Linked DNA regions of Homo sapiens: region 2 is linked to region 1. A link is a contact called in ENCODE Hi-C data. All regions are on one chromosome and are shown on one strand. Each heading gives the region's core, a stretch centred on a gene start or an enhancer-like site at or near the end of the contact. The rest is flanking DNA. Distances are from core to core; before and after follow the strand shown.

Region 1 (6,309 bases), core at 2,391-4,890:
GAGTCTGGGCGGTTGGATGCGGTAGGGGGCATGGAGTGGGGTGTCCGAGGGGTCTTTCCACTCAGGAGACCCTTCCTGGCCAAGCGACTTCTGGGGCCACAGCTCAGCAGACAGGGCCTCTGCAGAGGCGTCCCTGCCCCCAAGCATGCTGGGGGCGTCCTTGAGAGGGTGTCCTGCAGACCCAGAGATAATCCGGGCTTTGAGAGGCTGTGAGAGGCTGGCCCGAGGACTTTCCCACAGCCCCACAGAAAGGGCCGGCAGCCAGCTGCTCACCCACAAAAGGCTCCCGGCCATTCATGGCCTCAGGCAGGCGGGGCTGTCGGAGCGGCAGCCACAGCCTACCTGGCCACCCCCAGCAGGACTTTCGTGACAGGGAGGCACCTCCCTTCTGGCCATGGGGGCAGGAGGTCTCCAGGGCATAGGGGTAGTCTTGTGCAGCCACCCAGGCCAGCTGCTACCCCCTCTCTTTTGGCCCGAGACTGGCACCCTTCCTGGGCCTGTCATTTATCATGGGTGCCTGGGTAAAGGATGGCTCAGGAGGACCCTGCAGGCACCCACTACCATGCCTGGCGCCGTGCCTCCACCGTCACACTACCCATTGCTCGCCCCCACACGCTGGCCATGAGTCCCCAGGGCTGGCACCTTCCTTGCTTCCAAGTCTGGCCTGCACGGCTCTCACACCCTTTGCAACCATCTTCTTGCCCACCCAGCAGCCCACCCTGTCAGTGTAGGGGGCAGGAGAGGGACCTGGTGGGGCAGTGAGCTGGGTAAGGCCTCCTCCCTGGACCTCAGTCTCCTTGTCTGAGGTGTGGGACAGCACTGCTGCCTCCCAAGGCTGATGGAAGGACCCCCAAGGGCGGCTGGTTAACAAATACCAGGTTTGGAGAAGCTGGGGTGTGGGGCTGCTGCCTGGAATTAACTGCCCAGAGCACCTCCAAGGATGACCTTTTAATATGAGAGCCAGCCCAGGGGAGGGAAGGGTCGGGGGCTTCCTGGGGGAGGTGGCCGCTGGCCTGGATTATCAGGAAGTGCAGGAGGAGGGTGGGGGCTTCCTGGAGCAGTGGCCCTGGCCCCCCTGTGCAGTAGCTGCGGCTCAGCCCCTTCCCTGGCCTGTCTCCCTGTTGCTTCCACAGCTGGAGCTGCCTCTGCGGCCCCTGTCCTCACCCCTGAGGAGGCCAGGCCCGGGCAGGTGCCTGGGCTGGGGCTGCTCCTGGCCAGGCTGGAAGACTGTCAGATGGAGGACAGGTCAGGTGGTCGGAAAGCTGGGGACAGGGAGGGAGCAGGTTTGACGGAGGGACGTATGGGCAGGCTCCTCCTCCCGGTCAGGTCCCACGTGACCCCCCAGCCACGCCTACCCACATCGCCCTGCTGGAGGCCGGGGGCGGGGGGAGCGGGGAGTGGGGGGTGTGGGGGGTGAGGGGGGTGGGGGTGGGGGTGGCCCGGCCCGGAGCTAGGGGGCGGGGCCGTGCTTCTTCTGGCCCTGGCCTCCAATTGGCTGCCGGGCGTGGGAAAGCGTGCACCACTGCCTGGCGCCCATAAAGACGCCTCCACCACCTGCGCCGCCGCCGCCTCCCGGCCGCCCTCCGCCCCGCGCGCTCGTTGAGGCCGGTGCTCCAGAGTGAAGAGCGTGGCGGTGCGGCGGTAGCGCAGGGCCCTCCTGCGGGGCCAGGCAGGGGCGGGTGGGCGCTCCTTGCCACCTTTCTGCTCTCCCTGCTGTCCGAGAAGTTCGTGCGGTGCCAGCCCAGCTCCCAGCTGGGGACAGAACAGGAAACGTCCCCGGCGAGCCTGGCGGGGGTGGCGGCAGGGGTGTCTGTCGCCTGCGCTGGGCAGGACGCGCGTCCTACCGGCCTCCCACTCCGCGGGCCTCACCAGCCACCTCATTCCCGGAGCCCGGGCCGCCGAGAGCGCCGCGGATGGACCTCAGGGAAGGCCTGGCGCGCCGCCTCCGGGAAGCCTTCCGGCCTTCTCCCTCCACCGAGTACTGGGGAGTCTCAGGCCACGGTGAATGAAGAGCAACGGGCCGGAGAGACCTCGGCCTCTGCCCAGGAGCAGCGCCCAGCAACCCCGCCCACAGGGGACCCGGTGGACGCCCTGGTGGCCACTTTGCCAGGCTCCCCATCTCCCAGCGAACCAGAGAGGATTTCCGTTCCCCTCCTGCTTGGTGCCTAGCGCCAGGGCGGGGCGTGGGCTGAGCAGCCCCTCCCATGGAGGGAGCGGCCAGTCTACATATTGGAGGTGGGGCTCTGGGGAAAGGGTGTTGTTAGGAAGGCGGTTTGAGGCAGCGGGAGGTGGGGATGCGCCCGGCGGGGAGGGGCAGGTGTGTGGGGAGGGCCTGGGGAGCGCCTCCCCAGCCGGGCAGCGCTTCCCCAGCCAGGCCCCGCAGCTGGACCCCGGCTCCGTCCAGCCTGGGAAAGGACTCCACGGTTTATGCTGAAGTGGTGGTGGGGTGGGTGAACGCTGCGCAATGGAAGGGCATGGCCCTGTGCTAATTGCCCCGGGGTGTGGGGCTGTGGAGGCACTGCGGGGGGGATGTGCTGTGTCAGTTGGGCAATGGCGGCCAACTGTGGCGTGCAGGCCTTGGAGCTGCCCCTCCATGGAGCTTTAATAAAGGCACTAGCCCTGCAATTTCTGCCTGAGTTTCTGGCCCACAGCTTGGCCGACTGCAGCCCCTGAGATTGGAGGCTTCTGCTCAAGACGTGGGCAGGGAGCTCGGGGCTCCCTGGGCTGGGGCCCTGCCCCGCTGGCCTCTACCCTGGCCCCTGCTGGAAAGCCCGTCAGGGCTGCTCTGAGCTGGGGACAGCTCCTCCCTGCCCACAGCAATCTGGGGGAGCCCCGGTTTGTCCAGTGCCCCTGTGAGCCCTGCTGTGTACCAGCCACCTGTGGGAGTGTCCGCCAGTCACCTCCCAATAGCTCGGGAGGCAGAGCGACATGACTCCATTTTAGAGATGAGCAAACGGGGCTCCTGCACTCTGGGACCATGACAGAGACACAGGAAGTGAGAGTGGGCTGAGGCCCTGCAGCAGTGGGGGCCGGCCTTGGACCGTGATCCAACCCGACCATGGCTGCCCAACCCCCACGGGCTCACCTGGCCCCTCATCGAACCATGTATTACCCGAATAATTTATTCTAGTGTCTGGGCCCAGCCCCGTGTCCCTCACTGACAACCAGACCATGGAGGGCAGCCCTTGTGTTTTCCCAGGGGGAGGGGAGGGAGGAGGGGGTGGATTCTTAAAGGGCTGCAGTGAGTGTGGCCCCAAATGCACACCCAGGGTTAGGCACGCAGGTGATGGCACAGGGAGCCCAGGTTCTAGGAAGTGGCACCTGCGGCCGGGGAGGCAGGGCCTGGATTTTGCTGCCCCCTGGTGGCTAGCGGCCTGTCCAGGCAAAAGGCTTGGACCTGCAGCCCCTGTGGCTCAGAGGAAGAGACAGAGGAAGAGACAGACAGAGGTCTGAGGTCTCCCATCAGAAGTCTCAGCTCCCAAGGCAAATTCAGAGGTGGAGGGTCCCTTGGCCCTGTCCCAGCTCTGGCAGGGCGGCCCCCCACGTCCTGGCCTGCTGCCAGGGGTCGCGCCCACAGCCCTGCACCGAGCAGGGAAGGCCCAGGCCTGGGTGGGTCTTTCCGCAGGATCCTGGGATGTTGCTTAGGGGAAGCCGAGACCAGACGGGCAGTCACCTGTCTGGGAAAGCACCAGGCCCTGGCCGGGTGCGATGGATCACGCCTGTCATCCCAGCAGTGTGGGAGGCCGAGGCGGGAAGATCACGAGGTCAGGAGATCGAGACCATCCTGGCTAACACGGTGAAACCCCATCTCTACTAAAAATACAAAAAATCAGCCTTGCATGGCGACGGGCGCCTGTAGTCCCAGCTACTCCGGAGGCTGAGGCAGGAGAATGGCGTGAACCCAGGAGGCGGAGCTTGCAGTGAGCCAAGATCGCGCTGTTGCACTCCGGCCTGGGTGACAGAGCCAGACTCAAAAAAAAAAAAACAAAACACAAAAAACAAAAAGGAAAGCACTAGGCCCTGCGGAAGTCCCCATGGTGACATTCACGTCCTGGCCACGTGGGCGGGTGTAGGGGAGGGACCGCAGGGAGGCGGAAGTCCTTGTTTTTTCCTGCAGTCGGCCCAGGCAGGACCTGAGCAGCCTGAAGCCATGAGTCGCTGCCACTGCTCTTTCTGTGCCTGGTGCAGCCCCAGCTCATGGGGTCTGGGCCGCCTCTGATCCCATGCCCCCCACTTCACACTTGGGGTTCTGGCTTCCCCGCTGTGAGCCTGTCTCTCCTCCGTGGGACAGGCCAGCCTGGGCAGCCATCCCTGTACCCACTGCCCAGCATATAGTGGGTGCCTCATAAATGTGGGCTGAACAGAGCCTGCCCCTGGGGCCCCACCCTCACTGCCAGGCATACAGCAGGTGCCTCATAAATGTGGGCTGAACAGATCCTGCCCATGGGCCCCCCGACTTCCAGACATAAAGTAGGTGCTACATAAATGCAGGCCAAACAGAATCTACCCTGGGGGCCTCCACTTCCCTTTGATGGGGGCAGAGACCCTCTGCCGGGCAGCGGCCACCCAGTGCCTGGGACAGGTGCCCCCTTCTCCCACCCTGGCCTATCTTGGGGCATCTGAGGGAGGACAGGGCTGTGCCCCCCACTTCATCCTCGAGGGTCTGGCTTCCCCACCTGTGAGCTTGTCTCTCCTCCGTGGGAGGAGCAGCACCGTCGTTTTCACTTTCCGTGATGACCACTGAGTGAGAGAAGATGACGGCAGCTCCTGCGTTTAAAAAGGAACCATCCGCGTAACTGCCGCAGGCAGGGCCCGTGCTCGGGCAGTGAGGCCTCGGCCCTGAGAAGGCCCGGACCCCACAGGCCTGGCCCTGGCTGAGAGGGAGTTGGAGTCCCCCGCCTGGGGCAGCCCCTCTGCACCTGGGGTGGTGGAGCAGGAGCTTGGCTGCAGGCGGGGCTTTCCTCCCAGCTCTGGGAGCCGCTTCGCTGCAAACGCTGTGACTGCAACCTCCGCCACCCAGGTTCAAGCGATTCTCCCGCCTCAGCCTCCCGAGTAGCTGGGATTACAAGGCACCTGACACCATGCCCAGTTAATTTTTGTATTCTTCCTAGAGACGGGGTTTCACCATGTTACTCAGGATGGTCTCAAACTCCTGATCTCAGATGATCCGCACGCCTCCACCTCCCAAAGTGCTGGGATTACAGGCGTGAGCCACCATGCTCGGCCTAGGTGACTTTTCATGGGGAGATAACACACAGGCATGGTGAGCAGCGTGGCAGAGGACCTGTGTGCAGGGCCCTGTCTCCCGCCGGGGAATCCTTCATCTGGGAAATCTCCGCTGCGGGACAGGGATGCTGTGTCGTCAGGACGCAGCGTCTCTCCAGGGCACCCGGGCCTCCTCTGAGCCTCTTTGCGCTCTTTGGCTGCGTGCTTTCTTTCCTGTGGCAAAAGGTACATGACGTTTTATTGACCATTTCAGCCATTGGCAAGTGTGCAAATCAGTGGCTTTAGTCCATTCGCAATGCAGCTGGACCCCACCCTTTCCTGATTCCCGCAGGCCAGGGCTGAGGGCGGGGAGGGGCCTGTGCAGCAGCCTGAGACCGGCTGTCCAATGGCAGAGCTTCCTTCTGGGAAAGCCATGGGTCCCCTGGGGCCCCATGCTGGAACCCCAGCAATGGTGGTTCACGTGTCTCTCCATCTCACTTCCCGTGCAAAAGCGACACAGGCGGGTACAAACCCAAACAGTGCAGACATGGAGGAGACAGAAGGTGAAAATGGTTTCTGAGCCCCTCCAGCCGCCCTCTGGGGACACCAGCCTGGCGTTCTTCAGACACAAGCACTCCCTGCAGCCAGGAAGAGGAGGAGGCAGCCGGGTCTTGGGCGCAGAGGGACCACCCTGTGAGGACATAGGGAGCAGGTACCATCTGCAGGCCCAGGAGGGAACCAACCCCACCTGCCCCTGCATCTTGGACTTCCAGCCCCCAGAACCATGACACCATTGTGTTTCCATTTCTTGAGCCCCCAAGTCTGTGGCCCTTTGCTTTGTTTTGACACCCCAGCAACATGAGCCCCTTCCCAACCCCTCCCCAGCCCTGGCCCCATCATCCTTGACCTCTCTCTCCCTGCAGGTTAGATCTGCCTGTCCCAGAATTTCACCTGAATCACAAAGCGTGGCGCCTCGGGGCCTGGCTCCCTTCACGTGGCCTGATGTCTGCATATTCATCCGCCGTGCAGTGTGTGTCCACGGTTCATTTTGTGTTGCCACGGAGCATCTCATTGTGTGGCCCTAGCCCAGTGTGTTAATCCGTT
Region 2 (6,726 bases), core at 2,568-5,067, 7.1 Mb after region 1:
TTGCTTTGTTTGAATCAGTTGGCCACCTAAGATCTACTAAAGCTCAGCTGCTATAACTGACAAAAACTCAGCTATTTGCTACATGTATATACTCTTAAGTTAATTAGTTTCATTTACCATGAATGACTCCATATTGGTTTGGTCTGTTGGACCCGGTACAGGGGTCTTGTCCCAATCAATGGCCTCCTGCAAATTTTATTTAACAGGCAGAAAAGGGGAGATGATAGAAAGATCTCTTCATCTGCCTGCTGCTTCTTAATTGCCTTAAGTTCAAAAATATTTACGTCAAAGAGGTATATTTTGGGGGGACATATTCTGGTTTCCTTCATGGGGATCAAAGAGAACAATATGTAAGGCACATCTTAGCGCTTGACAACTTGGCATGCCTCCATTCTCCCGGCAGCATCTTGCATAGTAAAAAGCATGATTTGAATTGCTGTCAGCAAATACATATTCAATGAAGAATTCCTTTGGAAGATGCAAAACCATTCGTCATCTGGCTGTTTCTTGAAACAAACTCTAAAGACCAGAGGGCAGCGTTGAAAGTGCAGCCTAGCAAAAGCATGGTTAAGGCCAGGTGTTAGGAAACCTTAGGACGGGCCGCTCCCTCAGGACAGGCTGCTCACTCGGCCGTCAGAGTTCCTTCTGAAACGTCCATTTGTCTTCTGGCTCTTGGCATCCTTGAAACAGGCTAGAGACCGCTGCTAAGGCTCAGTAATCTGAGCCTGGGGTAAGCAAGAGGCTGTGAGCCTCAGACACTCCACTAGAAAGGATATACTAGTGTGCATTCCTGGGGACAGGCCCAACGTTCCTTCCAAAAGGGACCTGTGGTCCTTCCTGGCTCCTCTGCAAGTGTCCACTGGAGAACACAGAATCTGCAGCCTGCATCTTAGAAAACCTGGACCAGGCCGGGCGCAGTGGCTTATGCCTGTAATCCCAGCACTTTGGGAGGCTGAGGCGGGCAGATCACCCGAGGCCTGAGTGTGAGACCAGCCTGGCCAACATGGTGAAACCTCGTCTCTACTAAAAAATACAAAAATTAACCAGCCATGGTGGCACGCATCTGCAGTCCCAGCTACTTGGGAGGCTGAGGCATGAGAGTCGCTTGAACCCGGGAGGCCAAGGTGGCAGTGAGCCAAGATCATGCCACTGCACTCCAGCCTGGGTGACAGAGCAAGACCCTGTCTCAACAAACAAACAAACAAACAAAAAAAGCAAAAACAAAAAAAACTGGAACAATTGAGCAAGCCACTCCATCTTACCCAAGCCCTCTCCCCTTTCCTGGCTGGAATAACGGCCTCTGGGCCTCTCTCTCGCTCTTTTTCTTTTTTTTTCAAAGCAGAATCTCACTCCATCACCCAGGCTGGAGTGCAGTGGCACAGTTATGGCTCACTGCAGTCTCAACCTCCAGGGCTCAGGTGATCCTCCCACCTCAGCCTCCCGAGAATCTGGAACTACAGGTGCACACCACTAAACCCGGCTAATTTTTTCTATTTTTTTGTAGAGACTGGGTTTTGCCATATCACCCAGGCTGGTCTCAAACTCCTGGCCTCAAGGGATCCTCCAGCCTCGTCCTCCCAAAGTGCTGGGACTACAGGCCTGAGCCATCATGCCTGGCCTGGGCCTCTGCTTATTGCAGCCTCTGGAGCCAGCACGGGGCCCAAGGTGGTCCTGAGAGGCCCAGGCATCTCTTGGGTAGAAAAAGTCCTTCTCTAAGCCTCAGATCCCTCATCTGTCCAAGGGACCAATAACAGCTGCTTTACTTCCCAGGCTGGATTGAAGAGGGTCCTTTAAGCCATTGTTTCACTAAGCAATTGACTGGCTCACCCTTCACCCTATCCTGGGAGGGCATGAAGCCACTGTTGTAATCTCAGGGGTGGGCTCACCCACCACCCCCATACTCTTGGTCCACCAAAGCCTGGAGGTCGCTGCTGTCAACCCAGGGCTGAGCAAGGAGGGACTTAGGCCCTGGGCTGTCTCCCCGAGCCTCTCAGTCATGCCTGCTGTAGGGGAGGAGAGAGTGGCCTCCCTCTACCCTCTAAATTCCTTGGCTGGGCTCCACATTAAATTTACATAAGGCAGATTAACAAGAGAAAAACCATGTGTAACTAAGACCTATGCATGGGAATCCCACAAAATACAAGACTGGATGAAGGCTCAGATGAATAAAGCTCATATAACATCCTACAAGGGACAGGAAACATTCCTTCAGAAAGGAATAGGGCTTGGGTCAGGTGTGGTGGTTCACGCCTGTAATCCCAGCACTTTGGGAGCCTGAGGCGGGTGGATCATGAGGTCAGGAGTTCAAGACCAGCCTGGTGAACATGGCGAAACCCCACCTCTACTAAAAATACAAAAATTAGCCAGGCACGGTGGTGTGCACCTATAGTCCCAGCTACTCAGGAGGCTGAGGCAGGAGAATTGCTTGAACCCAGGAGGCTGAGGCTGTGGTGAGCCAAGATCACGCCACTGCACTCCAGCCTGGGCAACAGAACAAGATTCCTCAAAATAAACAAAACAAAGAAACAAAACAACAAAAAACAAACAAAAAAACATGAAAATCAGCTGGGTGTCGTGGCGTGTGCCTGTAATCCCAGCTACTTGGGAGGCTGAGGTAGGAGAATTGCTTGAACCCAGGATGCAGAGATTGCAGTGAGCCGAGATGGCACCACTGCATTCCAGCCTGGACAACAGAGCAAGACTGTCTCAAAAAAAAGAAAAGAAAAAAGAAAAAGAAAGAAAAGAAAAGAAAAAAAGGAATAGAGGCTTGGGATCCTGGGGAGGTGGTACACAAGTTAAGGGAGAGTGAGGGGAGAGAGGGTAAGGTGAATGAAGCTTGTCTTCTTATGCGGATAAAATTTCTCAGGTAAGAAAAGTTAGCTCTGAGCAGCCCTCCGCCTGATACTAATACTTTACCAATGGAGATTTTCCTTTTCTTTTCTGTTTTTGAGACAGGGTCTCACTTTGTTTCCCAGGCTGGAGTGCAGTGGTGCCATCATGGATCACTGCAGCCTCCATTTCCCTGGCTCAAGCCATCCTCCCACCTCAGCCTCCCGAGTAGCTGGGACTACAAGGTGTGCACCACCACGACTGGCTAATTTTTAATTTTTTTGTAGAGACGGGGGTTTCCCTATGTTGCCCAGGCTGGCTTGAATTCCTGGGCTCAAGTGATCCTCCCGCCTCGGCCTCCCAAATTGCTGGGATTGCAGGAGTGAGCCACAGTGCCAGGCCTGGAGATTTTCTTTATAGATAGAAATCATTTTACAAAAGGACAGCTTTTCAGATCTACTCCTGTGCCTGCAGTTTCTAAGAATAATCCCTTCAAAATATGGCGAAGAAGTATATTTTGGGGTGGCACACGCTGGTCTCCCATAGTCACATTTTGGGTGTGTGTCCTGAGCCCCAACACTGGTCACCTCGCAATGGCGCTTGGGGTCCCTGGGTGCCTAGAGCTGCAGGTTACCCCCTCTTCTTCTCCTGCTCTCAGCCTTTCTCCCGCTCCTGCTGAAATTCTTTCCTGCGTGAAGGCGGAGCGCTTAAAGGCGCCTAGGACCTTTATTTCGTTGTTTTCCTTTGCATAAAAAGAAAACTTGTTTTGTAGAAGGGCAAGCAAGGTGCAGCTTCCAGAGGCACCTGGGATGATGCCCCTCTAGCGGTAGGCGAACTGGGGAGTGTGGGCGGCGGGGGAAGGCGAGGCCCTGGAGGACCTGTTGTTTTTCCTGTTGCAAGTGAAAAGGAAACAAAGTGGGAAGTGGAGTGTGCGGGTTGGCGGCAGGCGGGGCGCCCCGGCGCGCCCCGCCTCCCTCCCTCGAGGCTCACTCGCGCCCAGCGCAGTCGCTCCGAGCGGCCGCGAGCAGAGCCGCCCAGCCCTGCCAGCTGCGCCGGGACGGTAAGCGATCGCCGCTGGCTGCGTCAGGGGAGGTGGGAAGAGGACCGCGGCCAGGGGCTTTGGGAGCTGCGGCTGCGCTCGGGGGCGCGGGGCTGGCTGGCGGGCGTCTCTCCGGCACACACAGCCCGTGCGCCCTGGCCCTGGGCGCCTCCCCGAGTCTAGCGAGCCGGGTCCTGGGAGCCCCGGGGGCCGGGCTGCTGGGACCTGGGCGGGGGCTGCCCTAGAGGCCCGGGGCCGTCCCCCGTGGGCCCGCCGAGAGGGGCGTGCGCAGCTCCCCGGCGCCTGCACTGCGCGCCTTGCCCGCCTGGCCCGGCAGCGGGGTTTCAGCTGCGCTCACAGCGGCGGTGCGGCCTCCGGTGCGCCGGCTGAGGCGCGAGGATACTGGAAGCGCTCAGCGCGTGCGCCCGCTCCGAGCGCTGACTAGAGGACCAGGGGCCTCCTCTGTACGGCAGCGGGGTCCACAGAGAGCGCGCTGGTGATGTCGCCCGAGTGCCCTGGCGCGGAGAGAGGGCTGCGCACAGTTCGCCGGCGCCCGGGTCCTGTGCGCCCTTCCCAGCCTGGGCAAGTGGGGAGCGGGGCTGCAGAGGGGCCGGGGTGGAAGTTTTCGGGGCTTCCTCCCGGCTCGTGGACCCGCGCCCCGCCTCCCAGTCCCGGGCCTCCCGCGTTGCTCGCCGCGTTTGCTGCAGCGGCGCAGGCGAGATCAGCTCCGGATCTGCGGCCGAGCCGGGGTTACGCCGGCAAAACCGCCCCCAGCTTTGCATTTCCGGACTTTTTAAAAAAATACTCTTACCCGTAATTCAGCCTGAATGAGGCTTTTTAAAAAAATCGAGTTTCCTGTTTTTATTTAGGCTTCCTCATTTGCACCTCCTCCTTTGAGGTAGAGAAGAGGGGAACTGGGACGACCTTTCGTGGGCACCAGGATGGGGGCGTTGCAGGGCGGGGAGACGGGGGTCCAGAGAACCGGGGAAGGGCCGCTGGGAGGTCCCGAAAAGTGCGCTGTGGGTGGGGCGAGGGTGAAGCAGGTAGGGGCGAGATTTCCGGGGTCGCGGGTGGGGGGCGCCCTGGAGCGGCCAAGGTGCAGGGTCCTCGCGTGGCACCCTTGGGATCTGCCCAGTTTGCGGATGGAGCGCGGGGCTGATCGGGCAGGTCTCACTTGTGCAGGTGTTCCCTGGAAGGTGGGACCTGCAGATCTTGAACCCCACCAGACTCCATCAAGGGGGCTTCTTCCCGCCGATTCCTGAGAAGTCCTACCTCTGAGATGCTGGGCACAGCCGCACGTGGATGTGGGCGGGTGTGCCGTGGGTTGGAGTGGGAAGGGGCAATTATTCCTCTCTCAGGGCTCTCGGAGGGGAAGGTTTACTGCTCCCTAGGGACTTTGAAACCAAGGGCTAACCCCCTGCTCTCTTCCAGGAGAGTGGGATACCGCCCGGGTGCCTGACGGTGCCTTGGTGTTCTTGACAATTGAATGGTACCATCGGGACATTACTCCCCAAAGAACTGGTCGTTCTTACCTAGGTGATTTCAGCTGGACAACTGTAGGAGCTGAGTGGTGTTGTCTTCATTTTACAGTTAAGGAAACGAAGGCTCAGAAAAGTTAAATAACTCACCAACCCACACAGTTTACAAGTAGTTTCTCCAGGATCCCAGCTCTTTCCGACGCCAGCGCGTTTAATCATCTGGGGGTGCCGTTGCTTGCGGGGGAAGGAGAATGTCCTAGTAATTCTCTTGGGGGGGATTTGGAGGGGACGACTGTTCAGAGAGGCACCCTCTAAGATACCCTTGAGACTCCTCTGTAACACCCGCTGCTGCTGTTCACACCCCCTCCCCAATTTGATTGATGTGTTGAGTGGGGCGGAAGGTTCTTTTGGTTGATGAGGCTGCGACCAAACGCAAGGAGATATAAATAGAGCTTTCTCTTTGGCTCTCTCTAGAGCAGAAATGCCAACCCCTTAGCATTTCCATGGCCTGCTGGAGTTTCATTTCTTGATATTAGGATTCCAGCCATCTTGGCTGGTGAGAGGCCTGCTGGCGGCTTCCTGGGCTTGGTCCTCTTTTGGTGCTTTCACAGAATGATGGAAGACACTGGAGTGGGCTGGAGGAGTGCTCTTAAAACCCAGTTGTGGCTGAGAGCGGTAGCTCATACCTGTCATCCCAGTGCTTTGGGAGGCCCAGACGGGAGGATCACTTGAAGCCAGGAGTTCAAGGTTGCAGTAAGCTATTACAGTGCCACTGCGCTCCAGCCTGGGTGACAGAGCAAGAGCCCATCTCTGAGAAACATAATACAACAACCCAGTTGCCTGCTCCAGAGACAACTAAGCTAGCCTCCTTCTGAGCCCCACTTCCCCCGCCCTTCAGCCCCTGTTCAGAAACAGACTACATTGGCCACACTACTCACTTAGATGTTTCTGGAATTAGGGCACGTGCCCCAGAGGTACTCCCGACCACGCAGATGTCCCCTTCTGGCAGGAAAAGCGCGTTTCTGCGTTTCTGCAGCCTCAGTCCACGCCGCCAGGTCTTTGCACTAAGCTGTGGGCTCCGTTTCTCCTCCGATACCATGTTTAGCAAGTGTTTCCTGAGATCACACGGGGTGCCAGGGGCTGTGCTAAGAACAGGGCAGGCAGACTGGGAGGGCATCAGCCCCTGGGGGGCTTACAGGACAGACAGTCCACCAATGGTTGTGCGAAAGCCAGCCCGCTTTCGCACAACTGTCCGATGGAATTCATGGAGGTGGGAGTGGGGATGGTGAGAGTCGGTTCCTGCTTCATCTTGTTTTACTTAAATTGCACAGTGAAAGGGAGAAGTGAATGTGCAACGGATGAAGCAATTCCCCTTTGGCT

Evidence for each region. A loop is a pair of places that touch in the nucleus more often than their neighbours do.
Region 2: a map with no recorded cell type shows a loop between it and region 1 (27-fold over the local background). The contact joins the promoter of PIK3CD here to the enhancer-like site in region 1. A Hi-C loop is called at or near these places in 2 of 37 single-sample maps with no recorded cell type.

Annotation. Positions count from the first base shown.
Region 1 is chr1:2,544,836-2,551,144 of GRCh38, forward strand. It overlaps TNFRSF14-AS1 (TNFRSF14 antisense RNA 1), which reads right to left. Exons shown (of 7, transcript NR_037844.2): 5 at 6,157-6,309; 6 at 5,738-5,896; 7 at 5,085-5,439. Among named protein-coding and RNA genes, the nearest start is that of TNFRSF14, 8.4 kb to the right of the region's middle. RefSeq lists enhancers at 1-750, 3,363-4,232, 5,449-6,309. Within about 2 kb of position 3,641, at least 38 of the 41 ENCODE cell types and tissues checked have a DNase peak (open chromatin) inside an H3K27ac peak, as active enhancers do.
Region 2 is chr1:9,647,914-9,654,639 of GRCh38, forward strand. PIK3CD (phosphatidylinositol-4,5-bisphosphate 3-kinase catalytic subunit delta) reads left to right here and starts at 3,818. Exons shown (of 24, transcript NM_005026.5): 1 at 3,818-3,889. PIK3CD-AS1 (PIK3CD antisense RNA 1) reads right to left here and starts at 6,673. Exons shown (of 2, transcript NR_027045.1): 1 at 6,285-6,673; 2 at 4,697-6,130. RefSeq lists a silencer at 3,731-4,620 and enhancers at 4,801-4,870, 6,011-6,060.